2 separate regions of the Homo sapiens genome follow, and region 2 is linked to region 1. The links are chromatin loops, found by intact Hi-C in ENCODE. Cell type or tissue: heart right ventricle. All regions are shown on one strand. Each heading gives the region's core, and the rest is flanking DNA. Links, peaks and the distances in the headings are about the cores only.

Region 1 (6,942 bases), core at 746-5,745:
CACCACGCCCAGCTTATTTTTTGGTATTTTAAGTAGAGGCGGGGTTTCACCATGTTGGCCAGGCTGGTCTCGAACTCCTGACCTCAAATGATCCACCTGCTTCGGCTTCCCAAAGTGCTGGGATGACAGGCGTGAGCCACCGCGCCCGGCTGAAAAAAGATTTTCACAAGAACCGGAAGGTTAACTCCCCTCCCAGACCCAAAGATGCAGATTCGGCCTGACCAGTAGGAATGCACATGTGCCTCTCTGTGACAAGGGCAGAACTGAGGCTGCTTCTCAGGAGACTGTGAGGGTCTAGCGTGCCCTCCCCGCAGACATGAGGGCCGGATGGAAGAGCCTTCTGTCCCCAGCATAGCCAATGGGACACCATGAATCATAGGCTTGTACTGTGGAAACTAGCAATTATGGTAATTATTCGCACTACAAAGGGCTCTTCCTCTTACCAAAGGACATTTTCCTCCCCCAAGCTGCTTGTCCTCGCTTTTAAATAGTAGCTCCTCCGTGAATAAAGGCAGAAACATGTGGTTATAGGGAAGAACAAAGGAAGATAACATCTCTCACATTATAATGGCAAACAATGATTTGAAAATATCGGTACACCAGCTTTATCCGTAAAGCAGTTTATGTGAGTGATAACTGGTAGATAAATATGGAAAAGTAGCCGAACACACTTGACACCTCTCTGAGCTTGCTTTGTGATATGTGGGCAGCTAGAAAAAGCAGCTAATTATTAGGTGGCTCCTTTAACATTTCCTGATGGGGAGCCTGTGAGCAGAAAAGAGCGGGTGCAGCCCTGGACAGTGGTCATGCACGGTTAGCGCGAAACCCACTGAGCTGCAGACACCCGGGTCAGCTCGGAGGAGGGAAGGAGTCGCCGTCCTGGGCCACAGTCTAGGGGGGTGGACCGTGGTGCCGTCCCTTTGGTGGGACTCACCTTAGTTTCTACCAACAGCTAAATATCACAGATGCAAAGACTTGGGGGAGAAGCCCATGAACATTTTCTGAGTCCTTTAATGTATGATAAGGAAAAAAATAATAAAAGTCAACATTTGTAGAAATCTAGGTTTTGGTTTTTTGTTTGTTTGTTTTTTTTTGAGACGGAGTCTCGCTCTGTCGCCCAGGCTGGAATGCAGTGGTGCGATCTCGGCTCACTGCAACCTCTGCCTCCCAGGTTCAAGCAATTCTCCTGGCTCAGCCTCTCATATAGCTGGGACTACAGGTGCCGGCCACCACGCATGGCTAATTTTTGTATTTTTAGTAGAGATGGGGTTTCACCATGTTGGTCAGGCTGGTCTCGAACTCCCGACCTTAGGTGATCCACCCACCTCAGCCTCCCAAAGTGCTGGGATTACAGGCGTGAGCCACCGCACCTGGCTAGAAATGTAGGTTTTATTTTTTTAATGGGATATTTGGTGATTGTATATAGTTTTTAGACTGATGGGTAAAATGTTGAAGGTCTGTATTGCAATCCTGCCTTTACTTTCTAAAAAGGATTCCTAAATTGATCCAGCATCAAATCAGTGTATTTTAACCCTGACGATGAGCAGTATAGTTTCAGGTCTTGAATAGCAGGGTCCCCCCACTATAACTCCCTGACAGTTCTTCTTGCCCATTGCACAAACAAAACCAGTTCATGGAGACCATGGCATTGCAGTAAAGAAAGAGTTTAGGGCCAGGCACGGTGGCTCACGCCTGTAATCCCAGCACTTTGGGAGGCTGAGGCAGGCAGATCACCTGAGGTCAGGAGTTCAAGATCAGCCTGGTCAACATGGTGAAACCCCATCTCTACTAAAAATGCAAAAATTAGCCGGGCGTGGTGGCATATGCCTATAATCCCAGCTACTCAGGAGGCTGAGGCAGGAGAATCGCTTGAACCCGGGAGGCGGAGGTTGCAGTGAGCCAAGATCACACCACTGCACTCTAGCCTGGGCGATAGAGCGAGACTCCATCTCAAAAAAAAGAAAGAGTTTAATTGATGTGAGGCCAGCCATGCTACATGGAAGAGTTATTACTCAAATCAGTCTCTCCTCGCATCTGGGGGCTAGATTTTTTCAAAAATAGTTTGGAGGAAGGGGTGGAGGTGGCTAGGCAATGGGTGCTTGCTGCCGATTGGTCTGGGTGCAATCACAGGGGTGTGGGACTCATCCTCCTGCATGCCGAGTGGCTTCTGGGCGGGTCCAGGAGGAGCCATCACGTTGGACTTGCAAAAAACCTGAAAAGATATCTCAAAAAGCCAATCTTAGGTTCTGCAATAGAGATGCAGGAGTAATTGGAGAAGTTGCAGATCTTGTGACCTCTGGAATGATGGCTGGCACCTTACCAGAATTCAGACTCCTCACCTCCTCCTAGCCTGGTAGGGTCTCTCATTAGCTTAAGAAAGCTTAGCTCCATCCTGGCTAACAGGGTGAAACCCCATCTCCACTAAAAAATACAAAAAAATTAGCCGGGCGTGGTGATGGGCGCCTGTAGTCCCAGCTACTTGGGAGGCTGAGGCAGGAGAATGGCGTGAACCTGGGAGGCGGAGCTTGCAGTGAGCCGAGATCTCGCCACTGCCCTCCAGCCTGAGCGACAGAGTGAGACTCTGTCTCAAAAAAAAAAAAGAAAGCTTAGCAAAGGTGGTTGAGTTTCGGGAAAGGGCTGTTATTATTTAAACCAGAAACTAGGCCCTGTGTGGTGGCTCCTACTTGTAATCCCAGCACTTTGGCTGAGATCACGCCACTACACTCCAGTCTGGCAACAGAGCGAGACTCCGTCTCTAAGTAAATAAATAAATCCAGATTGTACATTTTATAATACTAGAGATTCATTTTGTCATATGTTAATCCAATTTACTTTGTTAAAGGTCTCAAGATTCTGCCCTCCAAGAAAGTCTTGCCATGATTGGATAGGACCCCCAGATAAATATTCAAACCTTCGACCTGTTCACTTTTACATACCTGAAAATGAATCTCCATTGGAACAAAAGCTTAGAAAATTAAGACAAGAAACACAAGAATGGAATCAACAGTTCTGGGCAAACCAGAATTTGACTTTTAGTAAGGTAAGTTTAAGTTTTAGATCAGAACGGAAGGGTGCGGTGGCTCACGCCTGTAATCCCAGCACTTCGGGATGCCGAGGTGGGCAGATCACGAGGTCAGGAGATCGAGACCATCCTGGCTAACACGGTGAAACCCTGTCTCTACTAAAAATACAAAAAATTAGCCCGGCGTGGTGGCGGGCGCCTGTAGTTCCAGCTACTCGGGAGGCTGAGGCAGGAGAATGGCGTGAACCCGGGAGGCAGAGCTTGCAGTGAGCGGAGATTGCGCCACTGCACTCCAGCCTGGGTGACAGAGCCAGACTCGTCTCAAAAAAAAAAAAAGAAAAAAAAGTTTTAGATCAGAATGAGAAATAACACAGTTGGCCACTTGAGGGTGCTAGGTGTTTAGTATATTGCTTTGCTATTTGTTACGTGGTAGTACTGGGTCTCAGTCCATCCCCCGCACTGTATGTACATATATGCATATAGTTTTAAAAACTAATATGTAACTGTATATAAGAAATGGTCATTCGTAGAACCACAGATCTTGAGACTTTGAAGGATGCAATGTGTGAGCAGCAGAGCCAGAACTAGAAGTACATGTTTTACACACATAGGTGTGTGTGTTTATCTTTATGAGAATACCGGTTTTTTTAGGTGGGGCATGATGGCTCTGCAATCCCAGCACTTTGGGAGGCTGAGAGGGGTGGATCACTTGAAGCCAGGAGTTTGAGAGCAGCCTGGCCAACGTAGCGAAACCTTATCTCTACTAAAAATATAAAAATGAGCCAGGTGTGGTGGCATATGCCTGTGATCCCCATGACTTGGGAGGCTGAGGCACAAGAATTGCTTGAACCCAGGAGGCGGAGGTTGCAATGAGCCGAGAGCGCGCCATTGCACTCCAGTCTGGGTGACAGGAGTGAGACCCTCAAAAAGAAACCCGTTTTTGTGATGTGTTGTCATTCTTCCTGAGAATTCAAAAAAAAAAAAATTTTTTTCTTTTTTGAGACGGAGTCTCGCTCTGTCACCAAGCTGGAGTGCAGTGGTGCGATCTCAGCTTACTGCACCCTCCACCTCCCAGGTTCAGGTGATTCTCTTGCCTCACCCTCCCGAGTAGCTGGGATTACAGGCACACACCTCCGTGCCCAGCTAATTTTTGTACTTTTAGTGGAGATGGGATTTCACTCTGTTGGCCAGGATGGTCTTGATCTCCTGACCTCGTGATCCGCCCACCTCGGCCTCCCAAAGTGTTGGGATTACAAGCATAAGCCACCATGCCCAGCAGAGAATTCAAAATTCTTAACAGGATACTTATAAATAAACTGTGTAAGAAAGAAGTATAAATAGTCTAAACCAGAAGAAAAACATTTAACTTTTTTTTTTTTCTTCTGAGATGGAGTTTCACTCCTGTTGCCCAGGCTGGAGTGCAGTGACATGATCTCAGCTCACTGCAACCTCCACCTCCCTGGTTCAAGCGATTCTCCTGCCTCAGCCTCCCAAGTAGCTGGGATTACAGGCGCCCGCCACCACACCCGGCTAATTTTTGTATGTTTAGAAGAGATGGGGTTTCACCACATTGGCCAGGCTGGTCTTGAACCCCTGACCTTCAGGTGATTCGCCTGCCTTGGCCTCCCAAAGTGCTGGGATTACAGGCATGAGCCATCGTGCCCGGCAACATTTAAACTTTGACTTTCCATTTGAGTGGGCTATGTCTGGTGGGGTATATTTATCATATTCTGTGGAGGGTTTTTTTTGTTGTTGTTGTTTTTGTTTTGAGACAGAGTCTCACTCTGTTGTCCAGGCTGGAGTGCAGTGGCGTGATCTCGGCTCACTGCAACCTCCGCCTCCTGGGTTCAAGCAGTTCTCCCGCCTCAGCCTCCTAAGTAGGTGGGATTACAGGTGCCCACCATCACATTGGGCTAATTTTTGTATTTTTAGTAGAGACGGGGTTTCTCCATGTTGGCCAGGCTGGTCTGGAACTCCTGACCTCAGGTGATCCACCCACCTCGTCCTCCCAAAGTGCTGGCATTATGGGTGTGAGCCACTGTGCCTGACCTATTCTGTGGATTTATAAACAAACAGCGTCTCCCAAAGTTTATTGAACATCTTCTCAAATCCTGTTTCAAGCACAAAACTTTTAACCACATTCAGAGGGTTTTAAACGAGCTTTGAGATGGGTCACTAGCTTCTCAGAAAATCCACATCTAAACTTCTCCAGTACACCGTGAGCTGTGCTCTAGCCAAAGAAAAATGGAAAGACAGAGAAAGGAGTTCTGAGAGCCTTTTTTTTTTTTTTTTTTTTTTTTTAAGGAAAAAGAAGAATTTATTCACTCAAGACTAAAAACTAAAGGCCTGGGCCTGAGAACTGAATCAGGTTAGTGTGTTTGTTTGATTGTTTTTTTTGCTTTCTTTGCGTTTGAGCTAGTCCATGAAAAGGGAAAGGAAGGGCGGTGAGAGAGGTGGGGAAGTTCAGGGCGGTCCTTGGCCTGCTTTGGGGCAGTGCTCGGCACACCCCTGTCCAAGTTCTCTTGCACACCCAGTTCCCAGGCATGGCTCTCCAATCTCAGCTCCCTCCTTTCTCTCCGGATTTTAGGTGGTTATGATGGATGACCAACCTCTGACCTTTGACTTTCGTACTGAGGTCTCAGCCTTTGCAGCTTCTCCCTCCAAAGCAGCTTTTCTTCTGATTCCTGATCTCAGTTCAGTGCTCAAAATAGCCTCTCCTTATTTTCTCCTGGTGTCAGTGTTAGGCCTGAATAACATCTCATGCTGTTCGTTAAACAGATGTCTGCTGCCAAAAAGTTGTTCTGATAGAAAATCCAAAATCATCGACCCCAAAAGCCAAGTCTGTCATTGGGCTAAAGTGCCATTCCTACTAATCCTTTGCCTCACCTGATTCATTTGGAATAAAGGGCCAGGAGCTTGAGTCACCCCCATGCCAGGACCTCTGTTGCTATTTGCTGGCTGCTGGAGAGGTGGGGTCTTGCGGGCCCTGGAGAGGTGGGGTCTTGTGGGGCAGAGCTGGAGCAGATGCTGCATCCAGCAGTAAGCATGAGAATGAGCACTCACAGTTTTGGGTCCTGTGCTGGACACTGTGCAAGTCCTGTGCATATATCACCTGTTGCATTTCCCACAGTGACCCAATGAAGTAGATACTGTTATCTTTACCATTTTATAGATGAGCAACCTGAGGCTTCACCAGAATTGCACAGTGAGAATGTGGCGTGGCCTGGATTCTCACGTCGGGAGTCGGATTGCAAAGCCTTACTGGGCCTCGCCGCGCCCCATGGCTGTCAGCGCATTCCATGCTGACCTGGCCGTGTATGCGTGCGTGTGTACGCATGTGTGTGCGTACGTGCACGTGTGTACATGTGTGTGTGCTTGTGTGCACACCACATGTGCCGTGTCCATAGGTCTGTCATCATATCAGGTAGGACTAGGTCGGCTCATAGCTTGGAAGGGCTTTGGAGACAGCCACTCTCCTAACAGATGGGAGAAGTTGTTTTGATTCTTACTAAGGTCCCAGAATCCTATTGATGGCTTTGCTGAGTATTGAAAGGCTGGCCTTAAATTAGGTTTGAAACTGAATTTGGTAATAGGACAGGATGTGTTAAGGAAGGGAAACATACAGGGAGCTGCCTGCTCTGGCAGCTGTTGAAAGTGAGCAGGCCACGGTGCCTGCAGTGGGAGTGGGGCAGCAGGCGTGTCACCTTGGGCCAGAGCACATGTCTTGTACACGGTTGCACCAATGCGTGAGGATGTAGGTCCCCAAGAGCCAAGAGAAGGGGAGCTTTGTTGAATACGTGATATTGGAGAAAGCTTTGGCCCAAAAGAACAAATTTAGATTCGTTCTCTCTGCAATACAAATGTATTCCAGTGGGTCAAAATGTTAATTATTATTAATTTCTTTTTTTGTTTCTTGAGTC
Region 2 (6,942 bases), core at 626-5,625, 130 kb after region 1:
TCCTCCAAGCCCAGCCAGTGTCTGCAGGGAAGCCAGCAGCCAGGCAGTGGTCAAGGATCTGAGGTCACCTGTCTGAGCTGGGTGCCCAGCAGGCCTTGGCCAGGTGGAGCCCCTGTGCCCCTAGTGAGGGCCGTCTTCCCCTCAGGGGCAAGGGGAAACCAACACAGCTATCTCACCAGGGCAGCAGCCTGGAGAGCAGGTCGCATCCTTCTCAGGGCGGTGGTCTCCTGGGGCAGCTGGTCAGGGGCCCACAGCCCAGAGGAGGTCCTTGCCACCCGCCTGGGGCTTCTCTTCCCCACTCCGTCTTCATGGGCAAGGTTGACAGATGGTGTACAGGCGCCCAGTTACATCTGAGTTTCAGATCATGAAGAAAGTTGATCTGAATATGGGCATCCTCATTCTAGAACACGCTTCAAAGCTGCCTGAGATTCAGATGTAACTGGGTGTCGCAGCCTGCCGCCCTGCCTGCCTGGCCCACAGCCACTCCTGGCCAGGATTCTGTTTGGCCAAACTGCCGTCAGGCTCCTGAGCCTCCTCCTAGGCCCATCTGTGCACGTCCTCATGAAATCCAGTTTTGGCAATCCCTGCTGAGATTGTAGCAGGACCCCTGCTCTCCGTATCCAGTCGCCCTCAGTAGCTGACTGGTCCATCCTCCACAGTCCCCAGAGGCCGTCTGATCCCCAAGGCACACCTTCAGCAAGGGTCCTGGCAGGATGCTTTAGCCAGAATTCCCTCCCCTGCCAGTTCCTCTCAGTCACTCTCCATCCTCTGACCCCACCTGCTCCTCGGGCGTAAACCCCCATGACCCATGCTGTGTTCAGAGCTGAGCCCCAACTCTCCCTGCCCTGCTGTGAGACCCCATTGCCGTGGTGGCTACACCTGCCCCAATGGTCCTGAATAGCTTGCCTTGGGGGTGTCATGGGGCTTCTCCCACACTCACCACATCGGCCACGTGCTCGATGAAGATCTGGCTGCCAAATCGGAGCTTCTGAAGCAGCTCTCCTGGAACGTCAGTGCGCAGCCGCGGCTGCTGGGCCATGAGCTGCTGCAGGCGCTTGTGCGGGAAGGCGTCTTCCGTGCAGATGTAGACGGCTCCTGGGAAGCAAGAGTGCCTGATGTGCCCAGGGGACTCCAGACGGGCCTGTGACTGCCACACAAATCAAGTGCAGATGTCTCCCGCCATTTCTAACTCTCTGCCCCTCACAGGTTCTTTGCCCCTCGCCTGGGGAGGGAGGAGGCTGGTGCTTTTTCTCACCCTCCCACTGGCAGCCACCTCCGGGGCCAGGTGACCCCTCAGGAGGAATATGGGCTGGGTCTCCACTTCTGACACCCAGGCAAGGACTTCCCCTGTCCTGGGCCCTGGGCTGGAATGGCCACAGATGGGAGGCCTCTCCTGCTCCACCCTGCCCCTCCTTCCCCCTGTGAACCTCCGTTCCCCACTGCAGGGCAGGGAGCAAGTGGCAGCATCAGGGCAACGCCTTCTGGAAATGGCCCCTGAGCCCCGACACATGGCCACCCTCAAGGCCCCCACTGAGCAAGCGTTTCCTCTCTTCAAAGCTCCTGCAATCTGGGCTCCATGGTGAAATTCAAAAAGCCAGCTTGAAAAGACACGTGTTGGTGAGGATGTGTAGGAGGCAGACCCCTGACCCCTGTGCACTGCCGCTAGGAATGTAAAATGGTGCAGCTCGGAAAACAATCGGTACTTCCTTAAAAAGTTAAACAAATCACATGACTCAGCAGCCCCACTCCTAGGTAGATACCCAAGAGAAAGAACGTCCACCGTAGCACGTTTCATGACAGCCCGGGGGGAGACGGCCCAAAGGCCATCAACTGAGGAGTGGACGAATGAAGTGCGGCCCATCCTTACAGTGGGATGATCGAATCTTAAAAGGGAAGGCAGTTCTGACACCTGCTCCAGCACGGATGAACCTCGAAAACACAATGCCAATGCAGGAAGCCTGTCACGAGACCACGTGCTGTCCGGCTGCACTTGCATGGAGCTCCCAGGACAGGAAGAGTCACAGGTAGGGAAAGGGGAGGCAGGCTGCTGGGGGTGGGGGCTGACTGCTCATGGGTAGGGTTTCCTTTTGGGGTGAGGGAACTGTTCTGGAATTGGATAGTGGTGACGGGCACAGAACTTTGTGCTTCTATTAAAAGCCACTGAATTTATTTATTTTATTTTAATTTTTGAGAGACAAGAGACTCACTCTGTCGCCCAGGCTGGAGTGCAGTGGTGCGATCTCGGCTCACTGCAACCTCTGCCTCCCGGGTTCAAGTGATTCTCCTGCCTCAGCCTTCTGAGTAGCTGGGATTACAAGGCGTGCGCTACCACGCCCAGCTAATTTTTGTATTTTTAGTAGAGACTGGGTTTCACCATGTTGGTCAGGCTGCTCTCGAACTCCTGACTTCATGATCCGCCTGCCTCAGCCTCGGCCTCCCAAAGTGCTGGGATTACAGGCATGAGGTACTGCGCCTATCAGGCCGAACTGTACACTTTTAGAGGGAATTTTATGGCATGTAAATTACATCTCAATTTAAAAAACAGGAAGGCTTAGGGGGACTGATTTGAGTAATAATAAAACTCCAGTTTCCTGCAAAACAAAAACAAAAAGACAAGGCCGGCGAGCTCTCTAAGCACTGACTATGCCAGGAAGGCTGCCCAGCCAGGACCCCGTGGCCCACGGGGCGTCGTCCTGTTCCTGCAGTGGCACATGCAGTTGTGGGAGAGCCAGTGCCCCCACGCCGTGTCATGCAGCCTGTTTGTGAGTGTCCGCGTAACCTTTAATTCTGAGCTGATTTTGCTTTGACAGAATTTCAAACGTAAAGAAGAGTTGCAAAAATGGGTCAGGAACCCCCCGCCCCATTCTGTGTCAGAACTAAGCTTCTGAGAAGCATCTGGCCCGCTTGAGGCCAGGAACGTATAAATACTGCCTTGGGAGGCCACATCCCTTTTGTGGCTGGTTCCCTTCCCCACCAGTGTCCCCAGCAGTGACTGTGCCCCTAGTCAGGAGCCACAGGAAGGTCGGGGCCCTGGGCTTCCTCCGTCCTGTTGGCTGGAGAGAGGCTGGGCTGGAAGGCTCGGAAGCAGGTGGAACCGGTCAAGCAGCGTGTTTTTGTTGGGGTGACGTTATGTAGGGGCTGCACAGTCATGGGGACATCGTGAAGCTGGCAGGAGGGTGGCTGTGGACAGCCCAGCGGTGGGCGGGGCCCCAGCAGGCCTGGGAGAGCCTCACGCGGCTTAAGCACGGGAGTCGGAATCACTTCAGAGCCCGCCTGCCGCTTTCTTTTCAAAATTCGGGCCTTTAGATTGGATCCAGGAAAGGAAGTCATTTCCCCAGGAAAGCACATCTGACCCCTAACCTTGCATGTGGTCACGGTGGCCGTGGGGCCCCCTCCCTTCCCCTGGCCCGCAAGGCTGGACTGTGCTGTCATCCCGCAGCAGTCACTGGGCTGGGCACAGCTGGGGGATTCAGGGAGGGTGTCCTAAGGCTTCTGTGTCCCTGGGTATCGGGGAGTGTGGGCTTCACTGAAAAGGCCAACGGGGTGGAAGCTGAGGGGGAGTCATTGCACAAATCAGATTTGCACGAAGCCTGGCACGGAGGACGCTGGAGAATGAGGGCGGCTCCCGTCCCGTTCCTGAGCACGCTCGAGTCCCGCCTCCACCTCACAGCAGCTCTTCCGTGCGGTAAGCGGGAGACTCCCATTTTCAAGGCCAACTCCTGTCCTCCCGGCTTCTGGCTGTCTCCAGGCTCATCCCCAAGACCAGCCGCAGGGACTCAGGCACCTGACAAGAGGGTGCCCTCCCCTGGGCTGCAGGGACAAAAATGCCTGTGGCGTGAGCAGACCCCAGCTGGGCTCTCAGGAGACCCCTCACCCTCCACCCGACACGGAGGCTCAGGAGACCCCTCACCCTCCACCCAGCACTGAAGCTCAGGCAGGCACAGCACACCCTGGGTCCTGGGGATGACGCTGACCTGAGGGTGGCAGAGGTGAGGTTCCCAGCCACACCGCTGCTGGCAGGTCAGGCCCGTGAGGAGGTGGCTGGCTGGGCCTGTGGGTCCAGGGCCTGGGGTCCGGCCCTGTGTGGGAAGTGAGCCTAGCAGATGTGCTCGGAGGTGCCACCGATGAAAAAATACTGCCACTCTGTTCACGTGGAGTTTAAGACAACGTGGGAATCGCATGTTGACACCAGGGAATTAGTTTAAAAGTTAAGGAGCTACTGAGAAACATCTCTCCTCCTCACAGCTCACAGTTTAAAACTACGTGAACTTTTAACACCTGAGAGACCCAGGCAGGCATGCTCTGAACGCTTTAGTCCAATGCAGGGAACCCTCGTTTCACAGACAGAGCGTACAGGCTCACGGGGCCGCGCCAGGAGCATACCTGGCCTGGCGGCGGGGCACCCGGGGAAAGGCTGTGCTGCCCTCCCTGCGTTGCTGGCTCTGTGGACTCTGGGCTTGGCAGCTGTGCGGAACGTGGGCCGGCATCGCTGTGCTCAGCCAGCGACCCCTGGGGGCCTAGCTCTGCTGAGGGCCGGCTGCCTGGTGGTGGGGTTCGTACCCTCCCACCCCTCCTGCTGTCAGCTGAGCCCAGCCTCACTTCCCCCTCCCTGTTCTGGAAGGAGCGAGGGCAATCAGGGTGAGAAGGAGGGAGACGCAATGGTAGGAACAGCGCAAGAGGCGGCCACTGCCCCACCTCAACGGAAAGCTGTCCCACACAAAGCAGGGGCCGCCCACCTGCCCAGACCCCACGGAAGGGGTGGCCACTCACCAGCCTCCAGGCCTCCGTGCTGCCGCGGGAACTGCACAGCCAGGCAGAGCTGCAGCGCCAGCTGGGTCTTCCCTGCCGAGCTGCGTCCGGCCAGCTCAGTGATGCCGTCCAGGGGCAGGCCACCGCGGAGCAGCGCGTCCAGCACCGGGCAGCCCAGGCTCAGGCGCTGGTGCTGCGTGGGGAACCGCTCCTTCTGCTGGTGCAGCTGCAGTGCTAAAGGGCAGGGATAGTGTCAGGCCTGACTCTCCTGGGCCTGCGGGCAGGGCTGGGGACTGCGGGAGGCATGGTCAGCCTGCCTGTGCCAGGTGCAGTGTGGCTGGAGCACAGGTGCCTGCGGTCATGGGGGTGAGCAAGGTGCTGAGGGCAGGGAGGGGGGCCCAGCCGGGAAGGGCGGGTGCACCTGAGATGCAGAGTCAGGGGGAGCCCCAGGGCCACCATCACATGCCCGCAGGGATCCCCCTATGGGGCAATTGCAGCACCAGACGCCTTCAGCCAAAGCTTCCAGAGAGCCCCGAGGCGCTCCCTAACAGCCTCCATGTGAAGAAAAAGGCACAGCTCTGTCCAGCTGGGATGCCCTGGGGTGCTGAACAGTTCTCAAGCGGCTTTAATGGGCTCCCGCAGGCGCGCACACATGCACACCACATGCCGTCAGTTCTCTGTGACAGATACCATTCTGGAGCAATGCTGGTCTCAGCCTCTTGGCTAAAGGGCCTTGGATGAGCCATTTGACACAGCCTCCTCCACGACACCGAAGCCCCTCAGGGCAAGGCTCAAGGTGGGACATGCGGTGCAGGCTGCGCTCTTGGCCTGGGGCCTGGGCCGGGAGGAGCAGCCCCTCCCTTGGAGTCTGCACACTGCCTTGGGCACCCCGTCCAGGTGGAGCAGGCCACCCTGACTGTGAGGCCTGCCCAGAGCCCTGCCCACAGCACCGTGTGTGTGGCCGTGGCACCTGCCCACCACGGCAGCCCCAAGTTCAGCACGTTCCTCGGGGCCTGGGCCACTGAGCCACCTGCAGGGGAGAGAGGGCCCTGCTCATGCCAGGACCCCGCTGCCTACTAGGGCCTGCTGAGATGCAGGGATGGAAACCTTGTCCGTCCAGGCGCATGGGGTTCCCTGGGTACCTCCTTCCCCTGCTGAGACCTGGTTTCCCACACGTGGTGGTGGGACCGTGGCCAGGGCCCCATCTCACACCGTTCCCACCCTGCCAGAGCCTGAAGGGCTCTGGGTGCTGACTGCCAAATCCACCCCTGCTTCCTGCACCCCCTCCTCTGGTCCATGGAGCAAGGTCCCCAGGAGGTCCCACAGCCCGTGTCCACCTCACGCATCTTCTGACCCGATGCTGTGACCACAGCCCCATGGGTGTAGGACAAGCAAGATGGGAACTCTGGGGCTGGAGCAGCTGCCACACGCCCTGAGGCTGGTCCCTGGGTGAAGTCTGCACAGCCCCTGCCCTGCACCACTGGGACCATGATGCTGGAGCCACATGTCACCCCTGGCAGAGATGCCAGGGCCCACCTACCTGTAAGGATGCTGCTTCCCCGCAAGTGTAAGGAGGCCGTTCTCAGCAAGTGCCAGACCTCGGGGCTGGAGAGGTTGGTCAGTCTCTTCAAGTCTGGTCCAGAAAAGTGTAAAACCTCCTTTACCGATTTCAGTTTGGCTGAAATAACACAGATAAATTACAGGAAAATGTCAGACTGTCACAACGCAGGGCAACACAGTGACAAAAGGTGCTTTGTTAAGAGCACTGTGAGAGCACCGTGCTTCCGATTCTGGGGACAAGGTGGGTAGGGACCGGATCCCCTGCTCCCTGGAAACCCTGGACACAGTGTGGCCGATGCACAGGCACGAGGAAAGGGCTGCTGGACACTGCGCCCTGAGTCCTGGCACTCGGACAGATACCAGCCTCGTGAGCTGGGGCAGAAGCCAGAAGACAGGGCTGGGCAGGTCCCGGTGCTGAGAGCAGGTTCCGGTACTGAGAAGAAACGACAGGCACCCAGTTCCATGCCAGCTGGAGACAGTGCTCCAGAAGGGGGCAGGAAAAAACCAGCACCGAGCTTTCCACCACCCGCCCACCAGGCATGGATCTGGGCTGAGCCGCGGGAGAGGACATGTGCCCTGGGGAGGGGAGCGCTGGGAGGGTAGCAGAGCCCAGGTCCAAACGCCAGCTGCGCA

Evidence for each region. Peaks named below come from ENCODE experiments on the same cell type or tissue, not always from the same donor. Only the 100,000 strongest peaks of a DNase experiment are listed, where the experiment ranks them.
Region 2: it touches region 1 in a loop (2.1-fold over the local background); 35 of 110 quality-filtered maps call a loop at or near these places.

The regions. Positions count from the first base shown.
Region 1 is chr14:103,568,781-103,575,722 of GRCh38, forward strand. COA8 (cytochrome c oxidase assembly factor 8) reads left to right here. Exons shown (of 5, transcript NM_001370595.2): 2 at 2,843-3,040; 3 at 5,327-5,390. Among named protein-coding and RNA genes, the nearest start is that of COA8, 9.3 kb to the left of the region's middle. In heart right ventricle, for the core only: a CTCF peak has its summit at 3,409 (motif pointing right); a DNase peak (open chromatin) is centred at 3,416; H3K27ac peaks cover 1,554 bases.
Region 2 is chr14:103,702,233-103,709,174 of GRCh38, forward strand. It overlaps XRCC3 (X-ray repair cross complementing 3), which reads right to left. Exons shown (of 10, transcript NM_005432.4): 5 at 6,290-6,427; 6 at 4,771-4,983; 7 at 941-1,095. Among named protein-coding and RNA genes, the nearest start is that of XRCC3, 9.7 kb to the right of the region's middle. RefSeq lists enhancers at 3,682-4,241, 4,242-4,803. In heart right ventricle, for the core only: no CTCF peak of the experiment used is centred there; a DNase peak (open chromatin) is centred at 3,175; H3K4me3 peaks cover 751 bases; H3K27ac peaks cover 2,418 bases.